Linked DNA regions of Homo sapiens: region 1 is linked to region 2. Evidence: chromatin loops called from intact Hi-C (ENCODE). Cell type or tissue: A673. All regions are shown on one strand.

Region 1 (8,000 bases), 1.0 Mb after region 2:
CATATGTGTGTATATATATCTTATACACATAATCTGGAAGGAATTTCATACAATATTTTTAATATTTTGTGCAAGAAAAAGTTTTGACTGCAAATTGTCACATGAGGTCAGGTGTAAAATTTTCTACTTATGTCATCATGTCAGCATTCAAAAATTTCAGATTGTGAGGCTTTTCAAATTTTGGATTTTCAGATTAGGGATGTTTAGCCTCTACTCAGTTATACTCAGGAAGAGCGAATGTTTCAGTTTAATTCAGAAAACTGAAAAAGACAGATTTCCCAGTTCAAAGCAGTCAGGCAGGAGGAATTCTCTCTTATTCACAGGAGGATCAACAATTTGTTCTGTTAAGGCCTTCAACTGAGTGACTGACAGCCACTCACATAAGGAAAGACAATCTGCCTTACTCAGTGTACTGATTCAAATGTTAATCTCATCAACCCTCCCCCCAACAGACCCACCCAGAATAATGTTTTATCAAACATCTGGACATCCCATTGCCCAGTCAAGTTGACACATTACAACTAATCCTCATAGTTTACCCAATATTCCATGCTAAAACATGTTATTATAAATATATGTTGGTAAAATAATAAAACTCCAGGAATGCAAGAACAGAAAAGATTTCACCAATTGCCTTTCCTGAGTTAGTTATGTAAAGCATTACTTCGATAAAGTGAGACATAAATAAAAATTAAAAATCAACTTGTAAGGAAACTTTGTATTCCAAATATGACTGTCCTCAGTGAAATCAGTAAAGCTTAAAGATAGCAGAATAATGAAAATTAATTTAAATCTCAAAAATTTGTAAAATATAAGACTTAAGCCAGCAAAGTGTCAAAGGAAGTAATTTGCATATAAACTCAAAATTACTAAAATAGATCAAAAAAGAAAAAGAAAGTACATCAATTAATATAACTACAAGATAGAGGAGAGGAAATGAACACTAAATTTCTTCTGTTAATTGGCTGAGTTTATATGTGAAACACTATGGTAAATAAAAAGTAGATAATATTCTATTGCCAAAAATTACATATTGAATCATTTTAAAATTTGATTACAGTAATATTAATACTAAGATAACTAATAGTGTAAATATTGAAATATAATACAATTTAAAGTGACTAAAGAAAAAAATGATTAGAAGGAAATAAATCTGAGTAAGACAAAGATGAATAAGAAAACATGGTAACAATAAGAAAAGATAAACTAAAAACTTAAAAATATATTGTCAACACAAAAGCCAAATATGATATTTGTAATGGTAACTGAAGTAGATTTAACAATGACGGTTTACAATCAATATATTACATATTAGAATTTTAAAAAAATTAGAACACTTTGCTCCACAGGTGCAAATTCTTCCACCACTTAAGAATACAGGGGCTGTGAAGAATTAAAAAATAAAAATAAAGCAGATTAATATTTTAACATAGAACAAATAGAATATTGTAGAAAAAGCATTAAAAGAGAAATATTTTTATACCTATTAACTAAAAATAAACAGAAATTTCATCAGCAGATATGGGAAACACCTGCTTTCATGATTGATAGAGTTAATTATAAACTTAGTAAATTATTTAAAAGCACAGTGAACCACATTAAATATGAATGGAAATTGGTAACTGATATAAATATGAGAGGATTTTTTCATTAATATATTAAGAATTCACATAAGTCAATGAGAAAAAGAAGATTATTTCAAAATAAGACATGGTTGAAGAATATAAACAATTATTTCTTAAAAATAATAATCACAAAACATGATTATAAAATAAAAATTCAACATCACTGGTGATCAAATAAAATAAAACGGTAAATGCCACTTATCTTTATGTAATCTATATGTGCTTGTAAGAAATCAAAAAAATGCATTATTCATAAGCTTGTACAGAGATACTTCTGTTTATTATAGGTGGGATATAATATATAAAAGTATATATATATATGCTTTTCTTGGAAGCCAAGGTGGAAATGTGTGTATCAGTCTGTTCCCACGCTGCCAATGAAGACATACCTGAGACTGGGTAATTTATAAAGGAAAGAGGTTTAATTGATTCATAGTTCTTATACAGCTGGGGAGGCCTCACACTCATGGCGATAGGCGAATGACGAGCAAAGTCACCTCTTACATGGTAGCAGGCAAGAGAGAAGACGTGCAGAACAGAAGGGGGAAAAGCGCCTTATAAAACCATCAGATCTTGTGAGAACTCATTATCACAAGAACATCATTAGGGTAACCACCTCCATGATTAAATTGCCTCCCACAGAGTCCCTCCCACCACATGTGGGGGTTATGGGAACTACAATTCAAGATGAGATTTGGGTGGGGACACTGCCAAACCATATTAATGTGTTATTGGTATTTCTCTCTTGACAGTTTATCTTAAAATGTTTATTAGTGTTTAAAAATTTTGTATAAAAATGTTCAATATTAAACTGTTTATATTATAAAAAACAAAAGATAATATAAATTTTTTGTTCTAAAAATCACACTACATGCAACTGTCTACAATGTAGCCATTAAAAGTATGTATTAATTGATTTAAATGTAAGTTATGTATTAAAATAAAAGTAGATTATATAATGAAAGATATAACAGGATCTCATTTATAGTGTATTTGAAATTTAAAGTATATCTCTTTTTATAAAGCATCTCTATCATTTATACCTATTTAAAAATCACCATTTGGCAACCTTCAGAGTAAAGATTAATGCAGAAATATATTTGTGAATGTGTACTAAAACTGGTGTGTAAAATATTTGATGAGGAATAAGTTATTACACAAAGGATTTCCCCATGAAATAGGTACTCAAAATGGAAAAAACAACAACAACCCAATTTTGCAATGATAAAGGCTACTAGAGAGCACCTTAATCAAGCTGTCAAAGTTAACATCAAGAATGATGGTAGAGAAGGGGGACAAGATAACCGACTAGACCCAGCCAGGAAGCGCTGCCTTCACCAAGAGAGAGCAAAATATCATGTAAACCAACATAATTTGAGCAGGTATTCAATTCAGAGGATGAAGAAGCAATGCAAACTCCGAGGCTGAAGAGGGAGAAAGCTAGAAATCCTGTGCTGGGGACTCAAATGCTAGGGCTAGTTCCCAGCCCCAGAGGGCTCCTGGGAAATGGGTGAGTGAAGGGACTGAGGGACAGCCCATTCTTGCCACAGACTGCTGGTTTCTTAATTACAGAGGATTCCATGTCCCCATTGGATATTTCAGCTTGCAGGGGATCTGCCCAAGAGTAGGAGGAGTCAGAGCTTCGGCCGGCATGGAGCCCAAGGGCTTTTGTTCATGGAACAGTTTCTGCGGAATGTGGCTATAGGTGCCCATCCCCCTAGCGGCCACCATCGTCCTCCAAGAAACTCTAGTAGCAGCTGACTGCGGGCCAGGAGAGAGCAAAGTCAGTTTCTACCTGAGGACAGGGGCACATCTGTTCTGCCGGCACTCCTGAATGCCAGTCCCTTCCAAGGTCCCTCCCTGGCCATACCGCAAGAGTGTGTGCACAGCGCACACTCCACAGCCCAGCCTGGGTGATTTGCTCCCAATATTCCCAGCAACGTGGGAGCCCTTTGGATTCCCAGAGCAGCTGGGCCAGTTTCACGTCCCAGGGCTGTTGCATACAGCTCGCAAGGGCTGAACCAAGGTCTGTGGCTGGCATCCAAGTGGGGGAGAAGGCCCCACTCTCAGAGCACTGTGAGGAGTGAGATGCATGGGTTCATGGGACGGTGCAGGACGGGAGCATACCTCCTTCCGCAGTGCCAGTCCAGAAAAGGTGTGGCCTATCTTCTTGGAGCGGCCTGTTTGGCCCAAAACACCAAAGGAAATGCAGGTGTGGCGCCAGTGACTGGGGCCGGAGGGGGGTCTCCAAAGGCCCAGAGTTGACCTGGTCAGAGGACATCTCTCCCTTCCCACTGCAGAGCAGGCCTGGGAATGCAGAGAAATACGAAAGAGCTGCACGGCCGAGTAACAGCCTACAGACCGTTAATTTTAAGCGCCATCTACTGGATTACATCTCAAACTACAATACCTAAAGTATTGAGTGACTGTGTAACACCCCTGTGAAACCAAGGGCAAAAATCCAACCACAAAGATCCTATACAGAGCTTTGGCCCTCTGAAAGCACCTGGATAAGAACCTGACTGACTGTACTCAACTAACCCCACAATTAAGGGAACACCAGCTCTCCCAGAAAGAGAATCAGCACAAGAATTCTGGCAATTCAAAAAGCCAAAGCATTCCTTTGTCTCTAAATGAGCCCACTAGCTTTCCAGCAATGATTCTTAACCAGACTGAAATGACAGAAATGACAGACATAGAGTTTAGAATCTGTACGGTAAGTAAGCTCATCGATATTCAGGAGTAACATAAAATGCAATCCAAAGAAGCCAGGAAACCCAGTATAATGATCTCCAGGAGCTGATGACAAAATAGGCATTTAAAGAAAGAACTGAAAAATTCACTACAAGAATTTCATAATATAATCACAAGTATTAATTGCAGGAAAAAAAAACTGAGGAAAGAATCTCAGAGATTGAAGAACTGTTCTTTAAATCAACTCAGTCAGATAAAAATAAAAAAGAAAGAATATTGAAAAATAAACAACATCTCTGAGAAATACGGGATTATGCAAAGAGATAAGACCTATGACTCACTGGCATTCCTGAGAGAGAAGGAGAGAGAGTAAGTGACTTGGAAACATATTGGAGGGGATAGTCCATGAACATTTCACTAATCTCAATAGAGAGGGTGACATACAAATTCAAGAATAAAGAGAACCGAGGCTAGATACTATAAAAGTCGACCATCTCCAAGGCACATAATCATAAGGTTCACAAAGGTCAATGTGAAAGAAACATTCTTAAAAGAAGATAGAAAGGTTAGGCCACATACAGTGGGAACCCTATCAGGATAGCAGCCAACATCTCAGCAGAAACCTTACAAGCTAGAAGAGATTGGGGTTTATTTCCAGCATCCTTGAAGAAAAGAAATTACAACCAAGAATTTCATATTCCATCAAACTAAGCCTCATAGGCAAAAGAGAAATGAAATTCTTCTCAAACAAACAAATGCTGAGGGAATCCATTACAACTAGAAAAGCCTTACAAGTGGTCCTTAAGGCAGTACTAAACATGGAATCAAAAGAATAACACCTGCTATCACAAAAACACACTTAAGCACATAGCCAAAAGGCACTGTGAAGCAAATACACAATCAGCTTTCCATAAGAACCAGCTAATAGCATAATGACAGGATCAAAGTCTCACATAGCAGTACTAAAACTGAATGTAAGTCGCCTAAATGCCCCCATTTAAAATATACAGAGTGGTAAGCTGTATTTTTAAAAAAGAGACAAGATCCAACCATTTGGTATTTTCAAAAGACCCACTTAATATGTAATAGCATCCACAAGTTCAAAGTAAAGGGATAGAGAAAGACTTACCTTGCAAATAGAAAAAGAAAAAGTGTTGGAGTTGCTATTCTTATATCAGATAAAACAGACTTTAAACCAATAACAATTAAGAAGGAAGAAGAAGGGCTACGTAATGATAAAAGGTACAATTCAACAAGAAGACGTAACTATCCTAAATAGATATGCATCCAGCATTGAAGCACCAAGATTTATAAAACAAGTTTTTCTTGAAATACAAAAGATGTAGATAACTAAACAATAATAGAGGAAGATTTCAAAGCCTCACTATCAGCTTTAGACACATCACTGAGGCAGAAAACTAGCAAAGACATTTTGGACTTGAACTCAACACTTGATTAATTGGACCTAATAAATATCTACAGATTATCCCACCCAACAAACACATAATATGCATTCTTCTCATCTGCACACAAAACGTACTCTAAGATTGACCACATGCTCAGTTATAAACCAAGTCTCAAAAAATTAAAAAGAAATAAAATTACACTAAGCACAGTCTTGCACCATAGTGAAATATAAATAAAAATCAATATCAAGCATATCTCTCACAACAAGACAAACACATGAAAATTAAACAACTTGCTCAGAATAACTCCTAGGTGAACATCAAAATTAAGACAGAAATGTAAATATTATTTGAAATTAATTAAAACAGGGACATTACTTAGCAAACTCTCTGGTATGAAGCTAAAACAATGTTAAGAGGAAAGTTTACAGTACTAAAGGCCTTCATCAAGAAGTTAAAAAGATCTCAAATTAACAATCTAACTCTACACATAGAGGAACTAGAATGAAAGAGAGCAAACTAATCCTAAAACTAGCAGAAGAAAAGAAATAACTAAAATTAGAGAAGCACTGAATAAAACTGAGTTGCAAAAATCAATAAAAATAATCAATTAAACCAAGAGTTGGGTCTTGGAAGAACAGACAAAATTGAGAGACTTCTACCTTAATTAACACAGAAAAAAATAGGAGATCAAAATAAATACAATATGAAATGACTGATGATGATATAACTGATCTCAAAGAAATACAGAAGGTCACAGAGATTATTATGGACAACTCTATGCACACAAATTAGAAAATCTGGAAGAAAAGGATATATTCCTAGAAATGCAAAACCTCCCAAGATTGTACGAAGAGGAAAATGAGAACCTGAACAGACCAATAACAAGTTACAAAATTGAATCAGGATTAAGAAAAAACATACCAACCAACCAAAAAAAAAAAAAAAGAGTCCTCAGTCTGGTAGATTCACTGTCAAATTCTGTTAGAAGGAAGAACTGACACCAGTTTTACTGAATGTATTCCAAAAATTGAAGAGGGACTCTTCTACTCATTCAATGAAACCAGCATCAGCCTGATACCAAAATATGGTAGAGACACAATGGAAAAAGTAACAAAAACTTCAGGCCAATATCCCTGATGAATATAGGTACAAAAATCTTCAACAAAACATTATCAAACTAAATCCAGCAGCACATAAAAAACGTTAATGCACCACAATCAAGTAAGCATTATTCCTGGTATGCAATGATGGTTCAACGTTCACAAATCAATAAATGTGATTCACCACGTAAACAGAATGAAAAGCAAAAACCGTATAATCATCTTAATAGGTGTGGAAAAAAGCATTTGATAAATCCAACATTGCTTTATGACAAAAAACCCTCAACAAGCTAGAGACTGAAGTTTGATTGATACCTCAAATAATAAGAGCCATTTATAAAAAACCCATAGTCAACATCATACTAAATGTGCAAAAGCTAGATGCACTCCCCTTAGGAACTGGAACAAGGAGTCCCACTCTCCCCACTCTTAAGCAACATAGCACTGGAAGTCCTATCCGAAGCAATCAAGCAAGAGAAAAAAAAAAGGTATTGAAATAGGAAAATAGATAAAACTATCTCTTTTCCCTGATGATATGATTCTATATCTAGAAAACCCTTAGAGATGCCACAAAAAGTTATTGTAACTGATAAACAACTTGATTAAAGTTTCAAGATACAAAACAAGTGTACAAAAAATAGTAACATTTCTATACACCAGAAATTTTCAAGCTAAAAATTCACAGCTTGAAAAATTTTCATATAGGCATTGAAAACCAAATGCACATGTTCTCACTTGCTAGTGGGAATAAAATATTGCGGGCACATGGGCACAAAGATAGAAACAAAATACGGCAAACTACTAGTGATAGAAGAGAGGGAGGAATGTATGGTTTGAAAAACTACCTATTCTGTCATACACTCAAACCTGGATGATAGAATCTGTACCCCAAACCTCAAGAACATAATACCATTTACAATAGCAAAACAAAAAAACAAAAGAAAACAAACAAACAAACAAAAAAGTGTAGTCATAAATCTAACCAAGGAGGTGAATGATCTCTACAAGGAGAACAACAAAACACTTCTGCCAGAAACCATGGAATATGCAAATAAATGGAAAAACAATCCACTTTTGTGGACTGGAAGAATTAATATTGTTAAAATGGCCATACTTCCCAAAGCAATTTACAGATGCAATGCTATTCCTATAAATATGCCAATGTCATTTTT
Region 2 (8,000 bases):
TGTGTACACACATGCACACAGATGCACATACACACAAACATATAAATACATATGTATACATATAAATGCAATATACATATTTATATGAATCTATATATCTATGTAAATTAGATATCTATATAAATCTATATGAATTAGAGACCTGTATTGAGCCCATATTTTTTCTACACAAGGCCATTCATCATTTTAAATGTTTCATTAGGTCACTGGCACTTACTTTTTATATTATTAATATTACCTTAATAATTTTAGTAACATTTAAGAACTGAATTTTACCATTATATTCTGAAAATCAAAAGTAAGTGTAATTACTCAGAATAAATCAACAGCTATTTCATTGCATGTTAACAAACTTGACTCTATCATTAAGCAATGGGGAGCCATGAAAGGAACTGACTAAATCTGCATTTTAGACAAGTCAGCATAGCAGCCTTGTGCATGTTGAAATTGCTGGTCACAAAGACCCATTAGGATGCTGTTGCATGCACACATCTGAGAAATGGTTAGGTCGTAAACTAGGCAGTGATTGTGAGACCAAATGGGTCTGGGGAAACTAAGGATGAGGAATAAAGAAAGAGTCCTAGAGTAAATGGATACCTGGGATTCAATCACCTGCAATAAAATTCAAGGAAAAATAACAAAATGAGGAAGAATGAAGGAAGGTAGGATGGTATATTTTTGGAGGATTGAGTTTTAAAAATTATAAATTAAGTTCATGACTCAAATTTATTTGCTCAAATCTACTTATACAAATATCTTGCTAATTAGTTTCCTTAGATATTACCACTGGATCCAGAGGTACCTAGAAAATCTTTTATTTATTTATTTACTCATTTATTTTTAAGGAGAAGATAAAACACAATTTGAAATTAGCTTCAAACTTTTAGCAGCTATAAGACGTCAACAACCCAGTTTGTGCTTTAATACTTGCAACACCGTGGCTGCTAATTTGAAACATTTCACACTTTGTTAAATTTTAAGAGTTCTCCACCTTTTCAATTTAAAATACAAATAAATATAATGGGAGTGTGTGAATGACTCGACTTTATAATCACAGATGGGAGGGTATAAAGTTGATATCAATAGCAACAGAAATTAGAAACTAATCACCACTAATGTTAAATAAAGATGACATAGAACAGAATATCTAATCTGATTTAATTGAAATTTAAATTCATAGATGCAAAAGAATAAGAATACAATCATCTTTTCCTGCTTTATCAGTGCACACAAGTACTATCAGGTTGTATAATCACATTCCTTTGCAAAGTATCATGATGCTGTTTCATGAAGAATAGCTAGAGAAAGTGATGCTGACGAATAAATTATGGTTTCAAGTGCTTGACCTGCATAAAAGTTTACCCTCCAGAAGGGCTGTTAAACAAAAGAACTCTAAAGTCTTGATCTATTTATTTTTTTAAGTATGGCCTTTGCCCTGTTTTTAACCTCATTTAACTCTCATTATAAAACATCTCTCTCATATCAGTATAAAAACCTATGTTAGAGAAAATCCAGCGCCTACTCTCAAAATGATATTGCAAACAATGTATTTGTTGCTTTCTTCAGAGTTGAGGATGAGTGGTGTGTCTTCTGATTTTCATTTTAGAACACACTCTTCAGTAATTTTAGCTTTGTTTTGAAACTACTACATAATCATTAGTGCATCTGACAATGCAGACTTCCTACCTGTCATCACATGACACCTATTAAAAGGAAAATGACCGGAAGGTGGAGGTTGCAGTGAGCCGAGATCGCGCCACTGCTCTCCACTCTCCAGCCTGGGTGAAAGAGTGAAACTCTGCCTCAAAAAATAAAAATAAATAAAAATAAATAAACAACATAAAATAAGAAAGAAAGGGGGGGAAGAAAGGAAGGAAGGAAGGAAGGAAGGAAGGAAGGAAGGAAGGAAGGAAAGAGATTAATAGGTAAGATTATAAAAATCTTATAATGTTAGAGGATAATTTTTTAGTGAAACAAGACTGATTTTGGGACAGTGAGCAGAATATGTGCTTTCTAAACAGAATATACATTGTTTTCTTATACTTGTTCTCCATTTGTCTGATGTTACACAGAAAGGTTTATAAAATAATAGTTATAGGGCAATTTAAAAACTTTACTTGTTAAAAAATAAAACAACAATAAAAATAGAGTTCACAGATTACAATGCTAAATTTAAGGCATTTAAAATGTTTTTAATTTTAAAAATAAAACATGAAATATAGGTAAGATGGTGTTTGGAAAAAAACAAAATATTAAAATACATGTTTTTAATAATAGAAAATAAGAAAAAAATGTCCTTTGTCTTGGCCTGTTTTGTGTTCTATAACAAAATATCACAGACTGGGCGATTTTTGAATGAAATAAACTTATGTCTTAAAGTTCAGGAGACCAAGGTTGAGGGGGCTGCATCTGCTGAAGGCCTTCTTGCTGCATGGCAGAAGGAGGAAGGGCAAGAGAGCACGTGCGAGAGAGCAACGGGGCAGGAGAGGGCCTAACTTGCTTTTATAATAAGCCTACTCTCTCTAGAACTAACTCACTCTCATGATAACAGCATTCATTCATTCATGAGGGTAGAGCCCTTCTAACCCAATCTCCTCCTATAGGCCCCATTTTCAACCCCGTTATATTGGGGATTAAGCTTCCAACACATGAACTCCGGGGGACACGTTCAAATCATAGCATCCTTAAATGCAACTGAAAGAAGCTTCAAGTTGAAAGTAATTTATGAATGGTGAATGCACAATGTAAACTGGAAAACCCTTTGTAAGAAAAAAAATAGAGAATCAACGGATAAAGACTCAGATGGGGTACATAGATTTCATTGTCTATATAGAAGGTTTGCCAGTTCATTAGTAGTGACAAATATTTTTCCGGACTTGACATCCAGGAGAATTTTGTCACAATGGTCATTTTAGTCAGCCAACAATAAGATCTTGTCCCCATTTGTGTTCTATTTGTTGCTGTCTCTTCTTGGTGGCTCTGGGTAAACAATAGAAGACTATTATAGAATACAATAGGGGATATTATTCACATGAATAGAGAATAAAAGGGAGGGTGGTATAGTCTAGGTTAATAGTTATCGGAGAGCTGTAGTAATAGTTTTAAGAGTAGATGACTCCTTCAAACCAGATTTTCTCAAACTTTTGGTTAGGGGAGAAATGTATAATTTTGGTCAAAAATTTGAGATTTGAAATACGACTGCTGGCCCTGCAATTTGAAAAATTATAACATTAACTCCAAATGAATAAATAAAAAGAGTCAGAATGCACTATCGCTATGATTTTATAAAAGGAAACAACACTTCCAAGAGAGAAAATCTAGTTACTTTATACTAATATTTGTGTATGAGTATGTTTGTGCCTCCATATGTGTGTGTAAACATTGTCATGGAATCTCAACATTTTTAAGGTGACTTTGGGAAGCACTGCTTTAAACTCATTTTTTTTAAATTGTCAGATTCAGGATTTTGTCATAAAATGCACAGCAGGAATACAAATTTGATGTATCCAGCAATCGTCGGATGTTCTTTGTTCTCAAATGAGATCACTTTGTGTGATTTGAATTTGAATGCTTTCTCAGCTTTGAGGACCATATGTCCGCAGTTCTAAGGTACTGCCACTAGATGGCAGCCTTGCCTACCTCTTTCAGGCAAGGCAACTGCTTCTAAAGCAGAGATGATTTTCTCTAAGAAAATAACTTTTTATTGAAGACATAAATTTAATGTTTACATAACTAATTTTTATAATAAATAAATTATGTTAAAACAAAGTTGACAATCTGGTAGTTATACTAAGAGGTGTCACATGATTCACTATATAGAAATGCAAAATCATTTATGGAGTGAACTTTTGGCTAGACAGTTTCCATGGATTGTGCTAAAATTCACAAAACCCTCTAGGAAAAATACTATTATTACCTCTGTTATGAATGAGGGCACTGAGGTTCAAAAAGGTTAGAGAAGTCTTGAGCGCTTAGTATTTTCACTTCTGTCTACACGTAGGTGTCATCTTCAGTACATACTCATTCTATGCTGAATAATTTGCAGTTTCCTGAAAATTCTTATTTTTACATATTTTTGCATGCTCTTTTAAAATCTATCTGTAATATATTCCTATACACAGTTCCCCTTCCTTTTTCCCACCCAACAGTTTGACATCATACTATCATGCAAGTGTCATCTCAAAACATACTTTTTGTGAAAGAACCTAGTCTTCACATATAATCATTAAGCCATGTTCTATAATCCTATCTTCTTTATTTTACATAAAAATTTAGCATACTGTTAGATAACAAGCTACTATTTCAATCATTTATTTTATTTTATTTTATTTTTTATGTTTTGTTTTTGAGACGGAGTCTCGCTCTGTCGCCCAGGCTGGAGTGCAGTGGTGCCATCTCGGCTCACTGCAAGCTTCGCCTCCAGGGTTCACGCCATTCTCCTGCCTCAGCTTCCCGTGTAGCTGGGAGTACAGATGCCCGCCACCACGCAAGGCTAATCTTTTGTATTTTTAGTAGAGATGGGGTTTCACCATGTTAGCTAGGATGGTCTGGATCTCCTGACCTTGTGATCCACCCACCTTGGCCTACCAAAGTGCTGGGATTACAGGCGTGAGCCACTGCGCCCAGCCCAATCATTTTAAAGAGTATATTTTTGGTAAGTTCATGCATTTTCATTGAAGATTCTAATTGAAAATAGAGTAAGCAAAAAAGGAACTTACGGATACACATAAATGAAAATTATAAGAGTAGTCTCATTGATATGGTAGCTAATTCAGACTCATCTCTCTCTACTAGTCACCATCTTAATTTCTTTCTCAGGCTTGCACTGATGGGGAAGGAGGGGCCACTAACTATTACATGCCTAAATATTTTTAAAGAGGGCAATTTTAAAAAGAAAAAGGTGACTCACTCTCCTATAGTCTATCTACTCTCAATAAGGGTAATCAGCTTGAGTAATGGGTCTTTTTGGAGAAAGGGATGGGGTTCTGGGATTAGCTAGGTCACAACCAGGTGCCTCCTGCTGTGACCAGAGAGTTTGCTAAAGTGCTCTACTGACAATTTTATGAGAACCCCCTAGACTGAGGTAGAGGAGAAATTTCTCAACGCACTGATAGAGTCCTCTAATTTGAAAAATAAGAGATATGTACTCTAGATGTATAGCTAAAGAAACATATCATGCAGTAGAGGATTTTACACTGGGTATATATTTTCTATTGTACATTTTACAGAGTTGGAATTTTTGTTTTACTTCGGTTCATTTGAACATTTCTATACTTCTAAAAGAGATGAAACAACTAAGTCTTTGAAGGTTAGTAATACCAGGGAAAGCTGAACAGATTGAGGGACCTTACATGATTCAGCCAGGGAACACTTTTTGCCCTAGAGACATAACAGGAAGACATTCTTGGGCCTATGTATCATTTTACAGAATTGGAACACTGTAGTGGACTGACAGTAAGTGGACCGAAAATGAAGAGAACACACCAAGTTGCTACAGGCAAAGCATACTTGCAAACTAAAATCCTCATTAGCAGCACAAAGCTGGAAGCCAATTTTTTGCTACCTTAGCAGAACCCCAGCCAAGGATGCACTAATTAGACATAGAGATAACCTATGTTGCTAAAGCAAATCCATCCTTTGTTTATGATTAGCCATGGAGTGAGAGCAGTGAGCTTCAAGATCCAAATTCCAGTCATCACTGGTAAGAAGCACAGGAAATGTCTAGGCCTAAAAACTTGCCCAGACTGAGGACTAGAAATATGGTGTTTGCTTAAATGTTAACCCTTCAACCTAACAAAGTCTGATCCCACATAGCTAAGGGTACTAGGTAAAGTGATGAGGAGGAAGGAGGCATAGAGAGACAGATGAAATGTCTCATGGATACATTGGACATAATCTGAAATAACCAGTCAGTATCGTGGACAGCTGGGTAAGCAGAAGCTGAAATTTCAAACATGCTTCACATGTTGCATATGTAGATTACTACAATAGACTCTCAATCCGTATTGGTGATGTGGTGAGGATGGTGAGGATTGGTCTCTGTGGGCAGACATGTCATAAGGACTAGTTAATTAAAGTGATTAGACATTAGTAGTCACAGAGATTTTGAAAATAGTAAAGCAGGGAATAAGATCACGTAAACTTGTAAGCTTTCAACAAGCCACTGTGAATGTCACAATTTGATCATAGATACCTGAGAGATGGACATTGCACAAACACTTCACTTTATGGACAATAATTTGTACAAGAAAAGTTATCATCCTGAGATTACATATTCATGCAAGATCATAACCAGGATTAGAATTCCAAGAGGTTTTAATTCAGTGCCTTTTACAATGTTACACTGATAGTAGTTAATAGAAATATAGCCATTAGAAGCACACACTTTTATATATAGGCTGGGAGCGGTGGCTCACACCTATAATGCCCCTATAATGCCAGCACTTTGGGAGGTCAAGGCGGTGGGTCACCTGAGATCAGAAGTTTGAGACCAGCCTGGCCAGCATGGTGAAACCCGTCTCCTCTAAAAATACAAAACTTAGCTGAGCCTGGTGGCATGCACCAGTAATCCTAACTTCTTGGGAGGCTGAGGCATGAGAATCACTTGAACCCGGGAAGCAGAGATTGTAGTGAGCCAAGATCACACCACTGCACTCCAGCCTGGGCAACAGGCGAGACCTTGCCTCAGTAAATAAATAAATAAATAAATAAATAAATAAATAAATAAATAAATAAATAAAATAAGCACGTTTTTATATATTACATTGAGATTGTCATGTAGATGTTGAAATAAGCTATTTTTGTCGAAATACCCTAACTTTCCCATTTATAACAATAAGATATTTTCTGTTAAAATAGTTCATTAACTAAAATGGACTGCATCTTATGTATACACGATTAGGATAATATGTACAGTGTAATGTTAATTTTAGGTGTTAACTTGTCTGGATTAAGAAATACCTAGAAAGCTAGTAAAGTATTACTTTGGGGTGTGTCTGTGAGTATGTTTCCAGAGGAGATAAAGGTAAGTCTGAGTGGACTACCTGGTGGGAAGATCTATCTTCAGTGTGGTAGGGCACCATCCAATCTGCTGGTGGCTCAGAGAGAACAAAAAGAAAAAGTGAATATGTTAATCTATCTACTGAAGCTGGACTCTTTCTCTCCTGTCCTTGGACAACTTCAGTCCTGCTGGCCTTTGGACTCCAGGACTTAAAGACTAGTGACACCACTGATTCTCAGGCTTTTGGCCTCAGACCAAGAGTTATACCATTGGCTTTTCTTGTTCTGAGGCCTTTGGACTTGAACCAAGACAAATAACAAGCATCCCACGGTCTCCAGCTTGCAGAAGACTCGTCATGAGATTTCTCAGCTTCCATAATCATGCACGCCAATTTCCCTAATAAGTTACCTCTTCCCCGTCTCCCCTCTCTCTGTCTCTCTCTGTCTCTACTCATCTTATTGCTTCTTTCTGGAGAACCCTATAGGTACATGCATTTACATATAAGTATGTTTGTTTCTTAAGTATACAAACTTTTATGCCTCATATATTTTTACATAAAGCTTTGTAACATGAAAATTCACATGAAGTTTATTTATTTTTTATTTACTTTTTACACAGAGTCTTACTCTGTCGCCCAGACTGGAAAGCAGTGGCACAATTGCAACCTCCGCCTCCTGGGTTCAAGTGGTTCTCCTGTCTCAGCCTTCCCAGTAGCTGAGATTCCAGGCATCCGCCACCATGCCCGGCTAATTTTTATATTTTTAGTAGAGACAGGGTTTCGCCATGTTGGTCAGGCTGGTCTCAACTTCCTGACCTCATGTGATCCACCGGCCTCGGCCTCCTAAACTGCTAGGATTACAGGCATGAGTCACCATGCCTGGTCCACATGAAGTTTTGAAATAGAGCTCTAGTAACCTGGCTTGTTAGTAATTGTGTAACTAGCCCAGACTGAAGTTGGTCATATTTTTAACATAGGCAATGTCAAAGCACATTGTATACC

The links. Hi-C counts contacts between places; a loop is a spot of excess contacts. Peaks named below come from ENCODE experiments on the same cell type or tissue, not always from the same donor. Only the 100,000 strongest peaks of a DNase experiment are listed, where the experiment ranks them.
Region 1: it touches region 2 in a loop (6-fold over the local background); 56 of 110 quality-filtered maps call a loop at or near these places.

What each region holds. Positions count from the first base shown.
Region 1 is chr3:84,544,067-84,552,066 of GRCh38, reverse strand. No RefSeq gene overlaps it. Among named protein-coding and RNA genes, the nearest start is that of LINC00971, 320 kb to the left of the region's middle. RefSeq lists enhancers at 3,133-3,687, 3,688-4,243 and a silencer at 3,913-3,972. In A673, a CTCF peak has its summit at 4,014 (motif pointing left); no DNase peak of the experiment used is centred here.
Region 2 is chr3:85,571,898-85,579,897 of GRCh38, reverse strand. The region is part of intron 1 of CADM2 (cell adhesion molecule 2); the gene reads right to left. Among named protein-coding and RNA genes, the nearest start is that of MIR5688, 190 kb to the right of the region's middle. RefSeq lists an enhancer at 3,234-3,810. In A673, a CTCF peak has its summit at 3,617 (motif pointing right); DNase peaks (open chromatin) are centred at 1,907 and 3,607; H3K27ac peaks cover 2,874 bases.